Linked DNA regions of Homo sapiens: region 1 is linked to region 2. Evidence: read pairs that join two places in POLR2A ChIA-PET (ENCODE). Cell type or tissue: CD4-positive, alpha-beta T cell. All regions are shown on one strand.

Region 1 (8,000 bases), 140 kb before region 2:
GGCTGGAATGGGGCTGGTAGGAGATAAGTTTGCTTACTCATAGTCATGTCCTTTCTCTTGGCACCTGCTTCCCTGCGGTGTCCTCAAATGGATTTCTGTGTGGCAGTGGAGTGATTGCATGAATTTTTCTGTAACACATTAACTTTGTATTATTATTAAGGGAGTTTGAGAAAGCTTTGCTTATAATGTCAAGGCAAGGAGGTAAAAACTGGAGCCCAAAGAAATTCCCTTAGGGCAAGATTATGTTATAATAGAAAATTGAATTTCCTGAGGCAGTGGCTGCCACCCCTTTTCAGATGTTTAGTCCTGCAAATAGCATCTTTCTTGTAGTCTGTGACATGGATGGGGATGCTAGGGCCCTTAGGGGCAAGGGGACTAAACTAAATCAAGTTGAGTTTTTTTCCAGCAGGGGTTAGGGGAGGTACTCGCTGTTGATATTTGACACTAGAAAGTAATCTTTTTTACAAAACTGTTTTTCTAGGTGGGTGGAAAGTGAAACTGCCACATCCTTGTTGGTTTAGTCCAAGAGATCATTTGCAACAACAGTAGATGTCCGGGTTTTGTTTCTGTCTTTTTATTATGAAAAACTATGTTAAGGGGGAAAATGTGGATTATGGTAACCAGAGGAATCCCTAGCCTTGTTTTCCTTAGAAGACTTGTTTAGTGTTTTATCAGACGTCTGTTGTAGTTGTAGACAGGAAAGCTTGTGAGAAAAACACCACATGGAGCCTGTAAATGTTTTTGCACAACCTGTAAAGCATTCTTGGAAGTGGCCAGTAAAAAGGGGTTTTACCATTTAAAAAAAAAATGTAACTGTGTCATTGTTTACATCTGTAACTTTTTCCTCCCCTGTTCTCATTACACCATTCTGGCGAAAATGTAGGCAAAGTAGCTTCCAGTTTTAGAATAAATAACCATTTGGATTGAATTCACCCTATCTCCTGTGGCTGCACTGACTGGGGCGGAGGGTGTCACTGGGTTATTTATTCATTTTTTAATGCCTCTTTCTCAGGTCGCATGGGCTCCAACCAAGGAGGACTCTCCTCTTGCATGGTGGCTGCCGTTCCCTCCCTATTCTACCATGCCTTCACTTGGGAGCCAGCCATGCAGTCAGTTGACATGGGTGGGTAGTTATTAGTCTATTTAGTGCTTGCTTAGGCCAAGAGTCGAGCCATTGAAGTATAGGAAAATAAATTATAACTCACGACCTCTGTATTTGGCCTATGCAAAAACTAGTTGGATGCTTGAAGTTAAATGTACATTGTGGAGCCAAATAAGTATATTCATGAATAATTACTGCTAGGGGGAAAGCCCACTCATTCAACAGAAGTTTGATGGGGGTTATTTTCCAGTGAATCTGGAGAACGAGACGGTAAATTAAATTTACAACAGCGCCATTGCTTTTTTATTTTTTATTTTTATTTTTATTTTTTTTTTTTGACAGAGCCTCGCTCTGTTACCCAGGCTGGAGTGCAGTGGCACGCTCTCGGCTCACTGCAACTTCCGCCTCCTGGGTTCGAGCGATTTTTCTGCTTCAGCCTCCCGAGTAGCTGGGACTACACATGTGTGCCACCAGGCCCAGCTAATTTTTTTTTTTTTTTTTTCCTAGTAGAGACAGGGTTTCACCATATTGGCCAGGCTGGTCTTGAACTCCTGACCTCGTGATCTGCCTGCCTCAGCCTCCCAAAGTGCTGGGATTACAGGTGTGAGCCTCCGCTCCCAGCCACCATTGCATTATTAGCACTGAAATGATCCTAACGGCAGTTTCTAATAAATGGTCAGGGTCTTAAAGCTGAGATACCACAGGCTCATGACATCCAGTGTTCTGAAGGAGTAGTAGTATTGATGTAGATACTGCTCTAATTCCTACCCTCTGTATGTGACACGGATTCAGATACCCGGGTTTACAGTTTTGTACCCTGAAGGCCACCCTTAATTTTGGTAGCCATCTATTCTTTAGGACATTTAAGTTGCTGTTAGAGCTAATTAATCATTTTTTAAAGTGGTTAATCATAGCTCATGCCTGGTCTCTAGTTACTGCTTAAACCCCATTTTCCCACCTAGCGCTGTAGCCACGCAGTTATAATCTGATGGGTAGGAACATTGAGTGTGCAGAAAAATTGAAGAGAGGCGCTTTGTTTTGTTTCGTTTTGTTTTGAGACGGAGTTTCGCTCTTGTTGCCCAGGCTGGAGTGCAGTGGCACAATCTCGGCTCACCGCAACCTCTGCCTCCCGGGTTCAAGTGATTCTCCTACCTCAGCCTCCCAAGTAGCTGGGATTACAGGTACCCGCCACCACACCGGCTAATTTTTGTATTTTTAGTAGAGACAGTTTTCACCGGGTTGGCCAGGCTGGTCTCGAACTCCTGACCTCAGATGATCCGCCCGCCTCGGCCTCCCAAAGTGCTGGGATTACAGGCATGAGCCACCACGCCCGGCCGGCCAAAAAGAGGCTTTCTTAAAAATCAAGGTTACATTTATTAAACACTCTAATTTTTTTTTTTTTTATTTAACCATGTCTGAGCTGTTGTGGAAAATTTCACTTACTCCCCTGGAACTTGCCCAACACCGTGATACAGTGGGGGTGAGGGAGGCAAGGTGCTTGGTCCCTGCCATGCCACATTTGCCATTTAAGCATGTACAGTACAATCTATTCATTGGGTATTTGGGTGCCTGATATGTGCCATTATCAGGATACAGGGATTAAAACGGACCTGACCTGATTGATCCTTCCTGGAATTTTCACCGTGCCAAGAAGGAACTGAGGCTCCTCCGCAACAGAATGGGGGTAGGGTCCCACTCCAGGAGGGCAAACTTCTCCCGTTTCTTCATCTCTAGGATGAGGGAATTAATTAGAAGATCTCCAGGACTTCTTAGAGCTCAGAAGTTCCATCAACAGTAAAAAGTTGCTTGGGACACCTTAAGGTGACCCAAGTTCACTGGGTGTCCCTGGAATTCATGAAGATATCCTTAGGAGGCTAAGTTCAGTTGCTGGTGATAACAACCTTTCTTCCTTTGGTTTCCTTTATCCACTTTGCTGTCTTCTGTGCAAAGATACCTGGAAGCTGGAGGTAATGAGCTGTCCCTACTATTTCAAAGCAGCCTCCCTTCCCGAAGTATATCCAGGCACAAAACAGGAGCCAGCCTAGGCTTTTCCTGGGGAGGATGCGTCCCTGAGTTTAGGGGACCTCTAGCAGGAGCACACGTACTGGGATTGTTACGTTCTTTGTCTTGTCCCTGGTCCCATCTCGCCTCTGTGCACCCTTGGAAGGAAAAGATTCTAGGAGGCATTCTGGTGTTCGTAAACCTCCGCCATGTTTGAGTCCTGGAGATGACCATGACATGTTAAGCCTTAAGTTTGGTCCCTGCCCAGACAGCATGCTGGACTTTTGCAAGGCACATTAGGGGTGCGGCCACTGCTTTCTGGCTGCTGTGGCTGAATCGGCCTGAGGGGAAAATGAAAGCAAAAACAAGCCCCAGTTCTACTAGGAAACCCAAACTGAGCAACTTCAGGCTTATCCAGCTCCTGGGAAGACCAGGAAGCAACTGAGGAGCGGTGCACCGAGACGGACAGGGTCGGGGGTTAACCCCCTGCCGCTAATATTTCCGCTCCAAAGGGAGCCTCTCCTTTCTTGGCAAAATGTAGAAACCTAGATTCCCTCGCAAGATCCACGCGACCAGCGTCGGCCACGCTGTACTTCCTGGGGTCCCCTTGTTTAGTGATTCTTCGTTATGGCCGCCCGTGTGCCTTCGACTCAATCGGGAGGACACCGAAATCCAGATTTCGGGGTTGCAGGGCGCGGGCCCCGGCTTGGTTAGGGCAGGGGCAGCCATTTTGAGACCAGAAGAGGGCGGAAGGGACCATATTGAGAACGCCGGTTGCCTGGGGGCCGCCATTTTAAGAGAAGCCCTGTACGGTAAACTCCGTGACGTGGGGGCTGCCATGTTGGTACGGCCATCTTGGAATGGGAGTGGCTGTGGGCGCAGCCATCTTAGGTATAAAATCGGCTCCAGTCGCGGTAACTGAAGCCAAGCTCCGCCCCTACCCTCCTAAGAGTTCCTCTGCTGTACGACTGCACTCCCGCACCCTCCCCTAAATCCCCCCTCTTCGGCCTGTTTACCTTTTAACTTGGCTTCGTTGCACGTTTGTGTGTGTGTGTTTGCTCTTCGCAGCCTCTTGAGCGTCTTTTGTACTTAATTCTTACACTGTGGACGCTCTCTCGCGCCCGCCATCCCCCGACCCCTCTGATCTCCGATCCTTGACGATGTCTAGCCTGCATTGATTGGCCCTTTTCCCTGGGTATGGCAGATCTATTGCTTGATGATCCTCTCCCCCCAAGAATTCTAACACAGGAGCTGTCCTGAGGCTCTGGATGACTTTATTCTTCAAATGGCTTTACCCTCCCAGTAGCTCCAGGTGAGACTGAGAGCAAGAACCTGGCCCATCCCTCTCCATTGTCTGAGCAGGTCACCGAGGGAAGCGGGCAGGACGCGCTGGCAGAGTCTGACGGGGCCCTGCTGTGGGTGGAGCAAAGGGTGCCTCATATCTCTGGGGTGCTTGGGGTCGGCCACAAAGGTGGTAGGAAATGGGGTCGACAGATAGGTGAGGGTGGGCCTTGTGCTTCAGATAACCTCACATGGTCAGGCAAGGGTTAGGGATGGGATGCAAGGAGCCTAAGGGGCTCACAACAATTACTGACCTAAGGAAGGGCCCAGGAGAGGGAAAAGGGAGGAGTTGTGAGAAGGGACAGGGGAGCTCAGAGGAGAGCACAGAAGAACTTCTTCTCCCGGAAGGGGTTCTCCGAAGTGGGCACAGGGGTGATGAGGGGATCCTCACAGGCGTGGGCATCACAGTAAGTCATCAGGTCTGCTGCTGCCTTGGACACCTGGGACACAGCCAGGAAGGGTATTGTTAGCCAGGACCTCTGAAGGGGACTGCAGCCTCCCTCCCCAAATGGGTTCTCTTTTGCCATCTCCAGGGCTCCTTACGACTTGTCTTCTCCCTCATCCCCCCCAGAGGCCTGGGGACAGCTCTCTCTACAGAGCCCCAGACTCCTCCCCTGACCTCAGGGAGTGAAGGAAAGAACGCATCTCTTATCTTGAGCTTTGGGAACCTGCAGCACAGCACAGCCTGGCCAACTAATGGGAGCCAGCCAGGGTCCCACCTACCTTTATCCGACACAAGCTGGCTTCAATCTTAAGCTGTTCCACCATCTTGCGTGCTTGCCCAATACTCATAGTGCTGTTCACCGGGGTCTCACCTTTCATCCTGGAAAAAAGAGGGACCTCTCAGAGCACAGTCTCAGCTGGAGGCCCCCCTCCATGCTCACTCCACACCAACCTTTACAAGGCTGTGGTCATACCCCAATATTTTGTTCCCCTCCTATCCTCCTCCTCCTCCTCCAGTGGACTGTCTCATCCCTGTATTCCTCATGGAAAAAAATAGGGTGGGATGAGGTGCTCCCCAAACTCCCTCATGGCCTGGGCCACAGATCATTAAACCTTACACAAATGATTTAAGGCTTTTCAGCCCTTCAAACCATGTGTGTTCCCAGCTCTGAAGACCTCAACCAACCCTGATGAGGAGGGCACATCACCCCTGTCTGCTCCAGTGAGCCCCAACAGGAGAAAAACAGGCCATTACTTACCTGAAGCCACAAGCGGCAGTAGCAGCCCTGGGTGTAGGGTCAGTGGAGGGTACCAAAACCTTCTGCCTGAAATGGGTGCCCCACCCAGTAGGGAGTTGCAGCTGAAAGTATCTGATGCAGAAGCAGTGACTATACGAAAGGAGGCCCCTGGGGAGGGCCAGGCCAGAGGTCTGGTCTCAGTTTCTGCAGCTCAAGCACTGTCTGGATGGCTGGTACCTGAAGGATGAAGGATGCTAGAAGGAGCTGCTCAGATCCTGGAGCATACCAACTGCCTGGCCAGTGGGGGAGCCTAGCTGCCTGCATCCCTGCGCACACCCCCACTGTCGCTAGTTCACTGCCTGCCCCTCCCCCATTGCAGGCATCCTGACTCTGGGCTAGAGACCTCCCCAACAGAGCTGAGGCCAAGGCCGACTCCCCCTCTCAAATGGCGTGGTCTGGGCCTATGACGGCCCCTGCAGTGGAGTCTGTACTGGCTGCGGGGGACCCTGCTCATTTGAAAATCTGACATCAGCTGGGCAGTCGCCCCCCTCCTCCTTTCCTCCCTCTACTCTGACACAGCACTTAGCACCTGAATCTTCGTTTCTCTCCCAGGGACCCTCCATTTTCCATATCCAGGAAAATGTGATGCGCCACAGGTATCAGCGTCTGGATCGCCACTTCACGTTTTAGCCACAAGTGACTCAGTGGAAGATCCAGAGTCAACAGAGGCTCGTCAGGAAGATGTCTACAGAAAAGGTAGACCAAAAGGAGGAAGCTGGGGAAAAAGAGGTGTGCGGAGACCAGATCAAAGGACCGGACAAAGAGGAGGTAGGGGCCCTTGTGGGGACAGTCAGCAGAAATATACTGGAAATAGGTGGGCTGGCGTGAAGGGGGCGGGGGGATGGATTGGTTTTAAGAATTTCATTCATTTTGAATAGATTACTTCCCACGCCCGCAGCAGTGTGCAAAGATGTACACAACACTGGCCTTGCCTCTGAAGGACTTTATCTGGGGTGATTAGACGTCTACAAAATAGAAGACTGCCAAAAGCTAGTCTAGATAATGTGCTGTGGGGACTCTGAGGGAGAGTGTATCCAGTTAGGGTCAGAGGAGGTCCACAATGCTACCACGCTGGGAACAGGGCACTAATCTGCCTGCGCAACAACGCAAGAGGCCCAGGTTGCCGCAAACTGCAACATGCTCTAGGCGAATGCCCCCGCCTTAGATGCCTACAGGTCCTAGGAGCTGTGGGCGATAAAAATCAGCGCCAGCTGGATGACCGCCTCACTCGGCCGCTTCGCGGGTGAAATGGCCTGTGGTGAAGGTGTGCACGGAGGGCTGTGATTGCAGTCTCAAGGGAGAGCCGAGCGGAGGCTGCAGTCAGCGCATCCCCTGGGGCACATCTTGGGGCCTGCAGGGAGGCAGGCGTCTTTCCCCTTTGGTCACGGTAACCGGAGGGAAACCTGCCGCAGAGAGAGCCAGTGGCGAGCGCAAGGAGACAGCGACCTCGCAGCTCGGGAAGGCTCCGCCCCGTCCCGCCCCGCCCCGCCGTGCTGGACCCCGCCCTGGGCTGAAGCCCCGCCTCCCACGGCTACAAAAGCGGCCGGCGGAGAGGGGCGGGACTTCCCCGGGAGCCGGAAGTCCCGTCTCACGGTTGCCCTGGCAGCGCGCGAGGCTGGTGAGTCGGCAGCCCTGTGGCAGCCGGCGGGCTGGTTTCCATGGTTGCACGATTAGGTAGGGGCTCCGGGCGCTTTGCCCACCCCCGAGCTGGAGGGGACTGGCGGGAAGCGGCGGTTGGCTGCAGGGCGCTCCGCCGGGCGTGGGGTGTAGCCGTGTCGGTGAGCGAGCTCTGCTCGAGGCGGAGAGGAGAAACTCGGGAAGCAATTGTGGCTACTCTAAGGCTACTGGTTTCGAGTCAGGCCGTGCGACCTTAGGCAAGTCGCACATTCTCTCCGTGCAGCTGCCTAGCAGTGTGGATTCAGTATCACCGTGTGTGTAAAGCTCTTTCTAAGAATCGTAAGGTGCTTATTCTTTGTTATATAGCTGTGAATGAGAATCAAGGTGGTTTGTCCCAGCATCAAATGACTGGAGAAGGAATTCCACTGAGGAGATTTAGCACTGGGCGGGAGGGAACACAGTGGAGGAAAGGGAAGGGGTAATTGGCAGAGTGGCACAATCATTTGGAGAAAGGCCATATATATGAAACAATGACTTTGCTATCCTGCTATCTCTCGTTCCTCAAAGCCAGTCCAGTAAGCTGTTTTGTCCCCACCTCCCTGGGGAAAGGAGTCACTCTTTTCCCTCACCCTCTCTTTCCAGGAACCACCAGCTGCTGCATCCCATGGCCAGGGGTGGCGTCCAGGTGGCAGAGCAGC
Region 2 (8,000 bases):
TGGCCCCCTTCTCAGTAACTACGCCCTGACCTTGCTGGTGATCTATTTTCTTCAGACCAGGGACCCTCCTGTGTTGCCCACTGTGTCCCAGCTCACCCAGAAAGCAGGTACTCGGCCTAGCCTCCACCCTCTCCATCTTGTTAGTTTCCTCTCTCTTCTTCATCACACTTAGATACACCAAGCAGCTCTGTGAATGAGATCTCTCTACCCCCACCCTCAATCTCCTTGCTTCCAGACTGACTCTCACCTTATTTACTTTCACAGGAGAGGGGGAACAGGTGGAAGTCGATGGCTGGGACTGCAGTTTCCCCAGGGATGCCTCAAGACTGGAGCCCAGCATAAATGTGGAGCCCCTCAGTGAGTTTGGGGAGCCTGGTAGAGGACTAGTAATGATGTTCATCAACAGTAGGTAACATATATCACACTAACTGTGTGCCAGGCATGGTTCTCACAGAAAGCCTGTGAGATACCTAATATTATTACTGCCATTTTACAGATGAAGAAACCATGTTTGGGAGCAATTAAGTGACTTGCCCAAGGTTACACTGGCTAGCAAGGAGCAGCAGCATCTGGGCAAGGACATCATGTGGGGGCAGGGAGAGAGGTTTGACCTCTTGTTTATAGGGATCAGAGAAGCCTAGCTTCCTGGGACTCTGCTGAGCCCCTTGGAAGGGAAAAAGTCCTGCTAAGGAAATGGCTCTGGTGCAGGACCTGTATCAGTTCTGGCCTCTAAGTGACCCCCCTTTCCCCACTCTTCCTCCTCCTCCAGGTTCCCTGCTAGCCCAGTTCTTCTCCTGTGTATCTTGTTGGGATCTTCGTGGCTCCCTGCTGTCCCTGCGGGAGGGTCAGGCACTGCCTGTGGCAGGGGGCCTGCCTTCTAATCTCTGGGAGGGTCTGCGCCTTGGCCCCCTGAATCTCCAGGACCCTTTTGACCTGAGTCACAATGTCGCAGCCAATGTGACCAGCCGGGTGGCTGGGCGCCTACAGAACTGCTGCCGAGCAGCAGCCAATTACTGCCGAAGCCTCCAGTACCAGCGCCGTTCCTCCCGGGGTCGGGACTGGGGGCTGCTCCCTCTTCTGCAGCCCAGCTCCCCCAGCTCCCTGCTCTCTGCTACGCCGATCCCTTTACCCCTTGCACCCTTCACCCAGCTCACTGCTGCCCTGGTGCAGGTATTCAGGGAAGCACTGGGGTGCCATATAGAACAGGCAACCAAGAGAACGCGGTCAGAAGGAGGTGGAACTGGGGAGTCCTCTCAGGGAGGGACAAGCAAAAGACTCAAAGTAGATGGACAGAAAAACTGCTGTGAGGAGGGGAAAGAGGAGCAGCAGGGATGTGCAGGGGACGGTGGGGAAGACAGGGTAGAAGAGATGGTTATAGAGGTTGGAGAGATGGTGCAGGACTGGGCCATGCAGAGCCCTGGGCAGCCAGGGGACCTGCCCCTGACCACTGGAAAGCATGGAGCCCCTGGAGAAGAGGGGCAGCCCAGCCACGCAGCCCTGGCAGAGCGGGGGCCCAAGGGACATGAGGCAGCCCAAGAATGGTCTCAGGGTGAGGCAGGGAAGGGGGCATCCCTGCCCTCCTCAGCGAGCTGGCGCTGTGCCTTGTGGCACCGAGTGTGGCAAGGGCGGCGGCGAGCCCGTAGACGCTTGCAGCAGCAAACCAAGGAGGGAGCTGGAGGTGGCGCTGGCACAAGAGCAGGGTGGCTGGCGACTGAGGCTCAGGTCACCCAGGAGCTGAAAGGACTGAGTGGTGGCGAAGAGAGGCCAGAAACTGAGCCCCTGCTGAGCTTTGTGGCGTCTGTCTCCCCGGCTGACCGAATGCTCACTGTGACCCCGCTCCAGGATCCCCAAGGCCTGTTCCCTGATCTCCATCATTTCTTACAGGTTTTCCTCCCTCAAGCAATTCGACATCTCAAGTGAAGACATGGCCCCTGAAGGGCAATAAAGCTGCTAGTTTATTAATACAGTCTCCCGTTTCCTTTCATTTCCATCTGGTCATAATCCCCCTTCCCCTCCCCCAGAACTTCCTGCAGCTGCTCCCGTCTGACCCCGAACATGGGTCTCTCCCTGTTGCTCTCCACCCCACCAGCTTCTCCTTCCTACAGTTCGCACAGCTCGAGGGGAGTGCGGGGGCAGCACCGCGCGTGGCACCTGGCACCCGCGCAGAGTTCCTGAATGGCAGAGCGGTGGGTGGCTCCAGCAGTACTGAGAAGAGCCAGGTTTGCCTCCACATTCTTCCTGTCGCCTCAGATTTATGCGCACAAGGACGGAGATTTGCGTTCAGCGTTCTTCATTCTCTCCTTTAAACGAGGAGAGTTCATCCCGTTCTTAAACTGGGTAAGAGATTTCAAACCTGAACATGGGTCAAAAGCCATGAACATCAGAAGCGACGATGTCAGGTCTTCCAGCGTCAGCCCCTCCAGGGGCCGAGTCCGGAGGAGGTGGGAGGGACAGGGCGCGTTCTCCCTCATGTCCCTGCCCTGCTTCGGGCCGGAGGGCCGGTGCCCTGCTCGCAGTAACAGCACCCTGGAGCTGTCAGGGGTTGGATGTGAGCAAACCTCACTTTGGCAGGCGGGTTCAGACCGGGGCCCCTGTTAGACGCTCATCCCTTTCTGGAGGAAAAGCAGAGCAGGAACTAAAGGGATTTAGCACACACACTGCCACCTCCGCGCAGCAGCTGTTCCTCGCTCCCATGAGTTTCATAGAATCATGTGAGGGGCTTGGCAAAATCTACCATCAAGTCACTTGTCCCTGGGAGGGCCAGAGAGGGACGCCCCCAGTAGCACTGGCCGCGCCGGGCCAACAACCGCGCCACGTAGCCAAGAACTCGCGGCTTTTCCAGCGGGTTCTCACAACTTCCCCGCCCTCCACGCTGTCTACCTCCACGTCTAGACTCCGATTGGCCCGCTGCACCTGGGGGGCGGGCCAGTCAAGAGCTCCAATGCGCAGGCCCGAGCTTTTTCCGCGCTGGCCAGCAGGCCCCACCCACCCAGTTCTTTTTCCAATTCAGCGCCACTGGATACCGAACTGTCGTACGTATGTCTTCTGTTTCGTCCTCGCTTTCCGGCTGCTGTTTCTCCACGGCTCTCCTCTTTCCCCCTCCCTTCTCTCCCGGGCGGCTTACTTTGCGGCAGCGCCGAGAACCCCACCCCCTTTCTTTGCGGAATCACCATGGCGGCTGGGGTAAGTTTGCTGGCTCTGGTGGTTCGGGTCATCCTATCCACCGCCATCCTTTGCCCGAGTGGGGCCAGTCGGCGCCAGAGGAGTTCTGAGGTTGAGTGGGGAACTGATTCGGGGGTCTACAGACTGTACTGCTGGAGAGTAGGGTTCCTAGGGCCTGGAGGGGAACTGAGGCTGGGGCTCTCGGAGGCCAGAGGTGGAAGGGTCTGGGGAAGAGGAGAAAAGAGATGCCGGGTCTGGGCCGTCCGAAGCCTGAGAAAGGGGTTCGGCTCTGTTGCCGCTTTGAGGCGTGGTATCTGGGCAGGTTGACGAACTTCTGTGTCCGTTTTGTGGAGTAACACAGGGGACAGGTTGAAGAGGAGGGTCTTTGTAGGCAGGTCCGGCTGGCACGGTTAAAGGTCGTCTCTCAGGGAGGTTTGGGAGCGAGAGGATTCTCCGGACAGTGAAGTCAGACCAATTGGACTCCGCTGGCCGGCATAATAGAGAAGCCCAACGCCGGGGAACTCGCTGCGGGACAGGACCGGAGGGATGATATTCGCGACACGGAAAGAAAGGCTTTTTGAGAGAGAGGAGTTGATTTAAGAAGACGGCATGCCATCCCCTATCTCTGGCTAGTCTGAGGGGAACTAGAAATCTCTCGATCGTCGTGCGTGCCTTAGAGACAGGACGATGCTTTTGAAGCGGTGAGCAGCTGAGCAGTAGAGTAGGCAGGCGCTCGGAACCATCAATGAATGAAGCGAGGGCTCCGGGAAGGGAGGAGAGTATGTTTGTAGGCAGATGGAGTCTGATGGAGCTAGAAGTTCTGGATTTCTTGGAGATAGATTTGAGAGGAAGAGAATACTTCCAGAGGTGTCCTTAGGGAAGGTCAAATCTGTCAACAAGCTTTATTTAGCAGTTGGTGTGTAGTTCTGTTCTTGGTATTTCGGAGGATTCTGATTACATATGACAAGTACTAAAGGACTTGGTTCACCAGAGGAAGTAAAAGGGTGAGTTGAATACATTGGGATTATTCAGGAAAGTCATCCTGGAGAGTGGCATTAAGGACTGGGACCCTTCTACTCATTAATTTTGTCCCTCTCTTTCTCCCATAGACCCTGTACACGTATCCTGAAAACTGGAGGGCCTTCAAGGCTCTCATCGCTGCTCAGTACAGCGGGGCTCAGGTCCGCGTGCTCTCCGCACCACCCCACTTCCATTTTGGCCAAACCAACCGCACCCCTGAATTTCTCCGCAAATTTCCTGCCGGCAAGGTGAGTTGGGAGATGGGGAGCATCCTTCGGTTCTGAGAAACCAAGGCCCTGCGATTCTGTCACTCTGGTGGTGGCCCCCATCTCTAAAAGGGAGCTTCCCATGTTGTTTTATTCAATTTCGGTGATTTTATTTTGAGATAAATACAGATTTACATGTAGTTGTGAAAAAAAATACAGAGCTATTCTGTGACTTTATAAAATTCACGAGTTTACTTTGTGGGAAAGAGAATGAGTTTTGACTAAGCATTTTCAGTGCAAATATATCAGATATCTGTTATGAGCAGAATTCTTACCCCAAGGGGTTTATAGAGATAGGTGAAGAAACATGCTAAGAATGGAGGAGATGAAGTGCTGTGTGGGTCTGGGTCACACACTAATACTTTAACTGATACAGACATTGATACAGGAGTTGCTTTTGGCCTTCTGCTTGTTTGATCCAGAGATTTCATACAAATATCCTGTAATATTCAAATCTATTGGGCTTCCTAGTTAACATTGTGAATTCAGATTGCAAAGGAGGCCAAGTTCTTGAAGTATTTATTTATGGTTCTTGAGTATCAAGAGTTTGGATAGTGAGAATCATCAGCCTTATATAAGTATTTTCAAAGCAGTTTGGCTCCTGGTATTGGTTAGGAAGAAATTTTGTGTGTTTTACCTTATCTTTTCACTGCTTTGTCCCCAGGTCCCAGCATTTGAGGGTGATGATGGATTCTGTGTGTTTGAGAGCAACGCCATTGCCTACTATGGTAATTTGCAGGGGTATATGGGAATGGGAGAATTTGGAGGTGAGGGTGTAGGAGAGGATAAGTGTGAGCGGGGGTGGATATGAAGGAATTCTCCAGGACCTGGACTGGTGTTGGCATTCCCCCAGAGTTCTGACCTTCGTGTTCTGCCTCTGCAGTGAGCAATGAGGAGCTGCGGGGAAGTACTCCAGAGGCAGCAGCCCAGGTGGTGCAGTGGGTGAGCTTTGCTGATTCCGATATAGTGCCCCCAGCCAGTACCTGGGTGTTCCCCACCTTGGGCATCATGCACCACAACAAACAGGTGAGCCTTGGAACTTTGAGAGAAGCCAGGGGCAGGGGTGGCATCAGCTCCTGGGTGTTGGGAGTAAGAAATAAAATAGGTTGAAAAAAAGATGCCAAGGATATGTAGGCAATGAGAAGACGTAATCTCTAGGGTACGAGTTTGAAGCAGTGGGCAGTTGATGGAGGAAGTGTCTGTCATGAGTGATCAGAAGAGGGATTGCTGCTGTGAAGAGATTATACCAAATGGTAAGGGGGTGGCTGGACCAGAGGACCTCTGAAGTTCATTGTTTGTAATACATTTAGAATGACCCTAGGATCTGCCTCCATTGAAAGAGAGTGAGGGTGAGCTCAGACTTCTAGGTGAAAATAGCCCTCTTAGTTCTATTAATGGGGGAGGTGAGGGAAAGGGATTGGTACCCACTGATGAGTTTTATCATGTTGAATCACTAGGCCACTGAGAATGCAAAGGAGGAAGTGAGGCGAATTCTGGGGCTGCTGGATGCTTACTTGAAGACGAGGACTTTTCTGGTGGGCGAACGAGTGACATTGGCTGACATCACAGTTGTCTGCACCCTGTTGTGGCTCTATAAGCAGGTGAAGTTTATGGAAAATCCATTTGGCAGTGGGTAGATGGGGATTAGAAACAAAGTGACGAGGTATCTAGGTTACCCTGTATTCTGCTGAGGACTTGGAAAACAGCTAGAGGTGGGTGCAGTGGCTCATGCCTGTAATCCGAGCACACTGGGGGGCCGAGGTAGGCAGATCACCTGAGGTCAGGAGTTTGAGACCAGCCTGGCCAACATGGTAAAACCCTGTCTCTACTAAAAATACAAAAAATTAGCCAGGTGTGGTGGCGCACACCTATAGCCCCAGCTACTTGGGAGGCTGAGGCACAAGAATCACTTGAATCTGGGAGGTGGAGGTTGCAGTGAGCAGCGATCGCCCCACTGCACTCCAGCCTGGGTGAGAGTGAGACTTCGTGTCAAAACAAACAAAAAACAGCCAGGAATCCCAGGACTGAGTACCATCACTTGCTTTCCATTCTCTTAAGAAGCTGGGTAATGTCTTGCCTTTAGTTTCTGTTTGGCAGCTAAGATGTTTAGTTTGTTGCCATATTTCCTGGGAAGATTGGTTATTCTTAGTTGTGAAGACAGAGGTGATGATGGTAGCTTCAGCATTAAGATCTTTTTGGAGGCAGGCCAGGCACTGTGTCTAACACCTATAATCCCAGCACTTTGGGAGGCCTAGGCGGGTGGATCACTTGAGGTCAGGAGTTCGAGACCATCCTGGCCAGCATGGCGAAACCCTGTCTCTATTAAAAATACGAAAATTAGCCGGGCGTGGTGGTAGGAGCCTGTAATCCCAGCTACTTGGGAGGCTGAGGCAGGAGAATGGCTTGAACCCAGGAGGTGGAGGTAGCAGTGAGCCAAGATCCAGCTACTGTGCTCCAGCCTGGGGGACAAGAGCGAGACTCCATCTCAAAAAAAAAAAAAAAGCTCTTTAAGCTCTTTTGGAGACAGATACAGGTTCAAGCCTTGGCTTCATTGTTTACCAATGTAGGTAAGGGGTTATATGCGGGTGAATTCCTTTAGTCCTGTTTTTTACTCTTTGCAATCTATAAAATCAGGGTAGTAATAATCACTGTCAAGGTTATTGGGTCAAAAAAGAATGACAAGTCACTGGTTTCCAAATAAAAGCTCTTGGACTGATGCTGGTCCAGAATAGTAATGTGATCATAGCAAAAGAAAAAACACTTACTGCATGCCAGACCCTGTGCCAGGGGCCTCATGGGGATCATCTTAGTGAGTGAATCTACTAAGTGGTAGAGTAGAATTTGAACCCAAGTACTGTGGAACCAGCACTCTGACTGCTGTGTTCTGTTTCCATGACAAGATTTTTTTTCCTCTTCTGGTCTTTGCAAACTAAAAAATGACAACAGTTCTACCTGAAGCTTTGCAAACTGAAAACTGACAACAGTTCTACCTGAAGCTGTTTATTCTTATTTTTCTTTGACCATGCTTAATACACCAGACACTAAGTTTAATTTGAAGGACTGTCCATTATTTATTTATTTATGTATTTATTTTGACAGAGTCTTGCTCTGTCACCCAGGCTGGAGTGCAGTGGCACGATCTTGGCTCATTGCAACCTCCACCTCCCAGGTTCAAGCGATTCTCCTGCCTCAGCCTCCCAAGTAGCTGGGATTACAGGCATGCGCCACCAAACCCGTCTAATTTTGTATTTTTAGCAGAGATGGGGTTTTGCCATGTTGGTCAGACTGGTCTTGATCTCCTGAGGACCTCAGGTGATCCACCCGCCTCGGCCTCCCAAGTGCTGGGATTGCGGGGGTGAGCCACCACACCCAGCCAGGACTGTCCATTATTCTAAATGCGTTTGAATATTTTCTTTGAATGTTCTTTACTTTCTGAAGTTTGATGGATGGGTGGGTGTGGGGGGTGTGTGTGTGTGTGTGCGTGTGTGTATAGTATGGCCAATATAGATAGTAAATACCTATAGTGTTTAGATTTTATTTGGCAAAAAAGTC

Evidence for each region. ChIA-PET counts read pairs that join two places held together with the same protein. Peaks named below come from ENCODE experiments on the same cell type or tissue, not always from the same donor. Only the 100,000 strongest peaks of a DNase experiment are listed, where the experiment ranks them.
Region 1: POLR2A ChIA-PET joins it to region 2 with 17 read pairs; 22 of 35 experiments call an interaction of 5 or more read pairs at or near these places.

Annotation. Positions count from the first base shown.
Region 1 is chr11:62,705,562-62,713,561 of GRCh38, reverse strand. BSCL2 (BSCL2 lipid droplet biogenesis associated, seipin) reads left to right here and starts at 6,138. Exons shown (of 11, transcript NM_001122955.4): 1 at 6,138-6,453; 2 at 7,945-8,000. The coding sequence starts at 6,367. It overlaps GNG3 (G protein subunit gamma 3), which reads right to left and starts at 5,886. Exons shown (of 3, transcript NM_012202.5): 1 at 5,647-5,886; 2 at 5,168-5,267; 3 at 4,361-4,884. The coding sequence starts at 5,266. The coding sequence ends at 4,756. It overlaps HNRNPUL2 (heterogeneous nuclear ribonucleoprotein U like 2), which reads left to right. Exons shown (of 14, transcript NM_001079559.3): 14 at 1-932. HNRNPUL2-BSCL2 (HNRNPUL2-BSCL2 readthrough (NMD candidate)) reads left to right here. Exons shown (of 24, transcript NR_037946.1): 14 at 6,238-6,453; 15 at 7,945-8,000. RefSeq lists enhancers at 3,465-4,104, 4,235-5,434, 6,754-7,427 and a silencer at 7,095-7,434. In CD4-positive, alpha-beta T cell, no CTCF peak of the experiment used is centred here; DNase peaks (open chromatin) are centred at 3,931, 4,491, 6,021, 7,261 and 2 weaker places; H3K4me3 peaks cover 3,276 bases; H3K27ac peaks cover 3,477 bases.
Region 2 is chr11:62,569,014-62,577,013 of GRCh38, reverse strand. EEF1G (eukaryotic translation elongation factor 1 gamma) reads left to right here and starts at 3,123. Exons shown (of 10, transcript NM_001404.5): 1 at 3,123-3,183; 2 at 4,272-4,430; 3 at 5,113-5,176; 4 at 5,332-5,474; 5 at 5,906-6,049. The coding sequence starts at 3,172. It overlaps TUT1 (terminal uridylyl transferase 1, U6 snRNA-specific), which reads left to right. Exons shown (of 9, transcript NM_022830.3): 7 at 1-107; 8 at 265-357; 9 at 770-1,962. The coding sequence ends at 1,920. RefSeq lists enhancers at 1,076-2,037, 2,195-2,254, 2,038-2,999, 2,955-3,154. In CD4-positive, alpha-beta T cell, no CTCF peak of the experiment used is centred here; DNase peaks (open chromatin) are centred at 1,608, 2,170, 3,003 and 3,823; H3K4me3 peaks cover 2,690 bases; H3K27ac peaks cover 1,859 bases.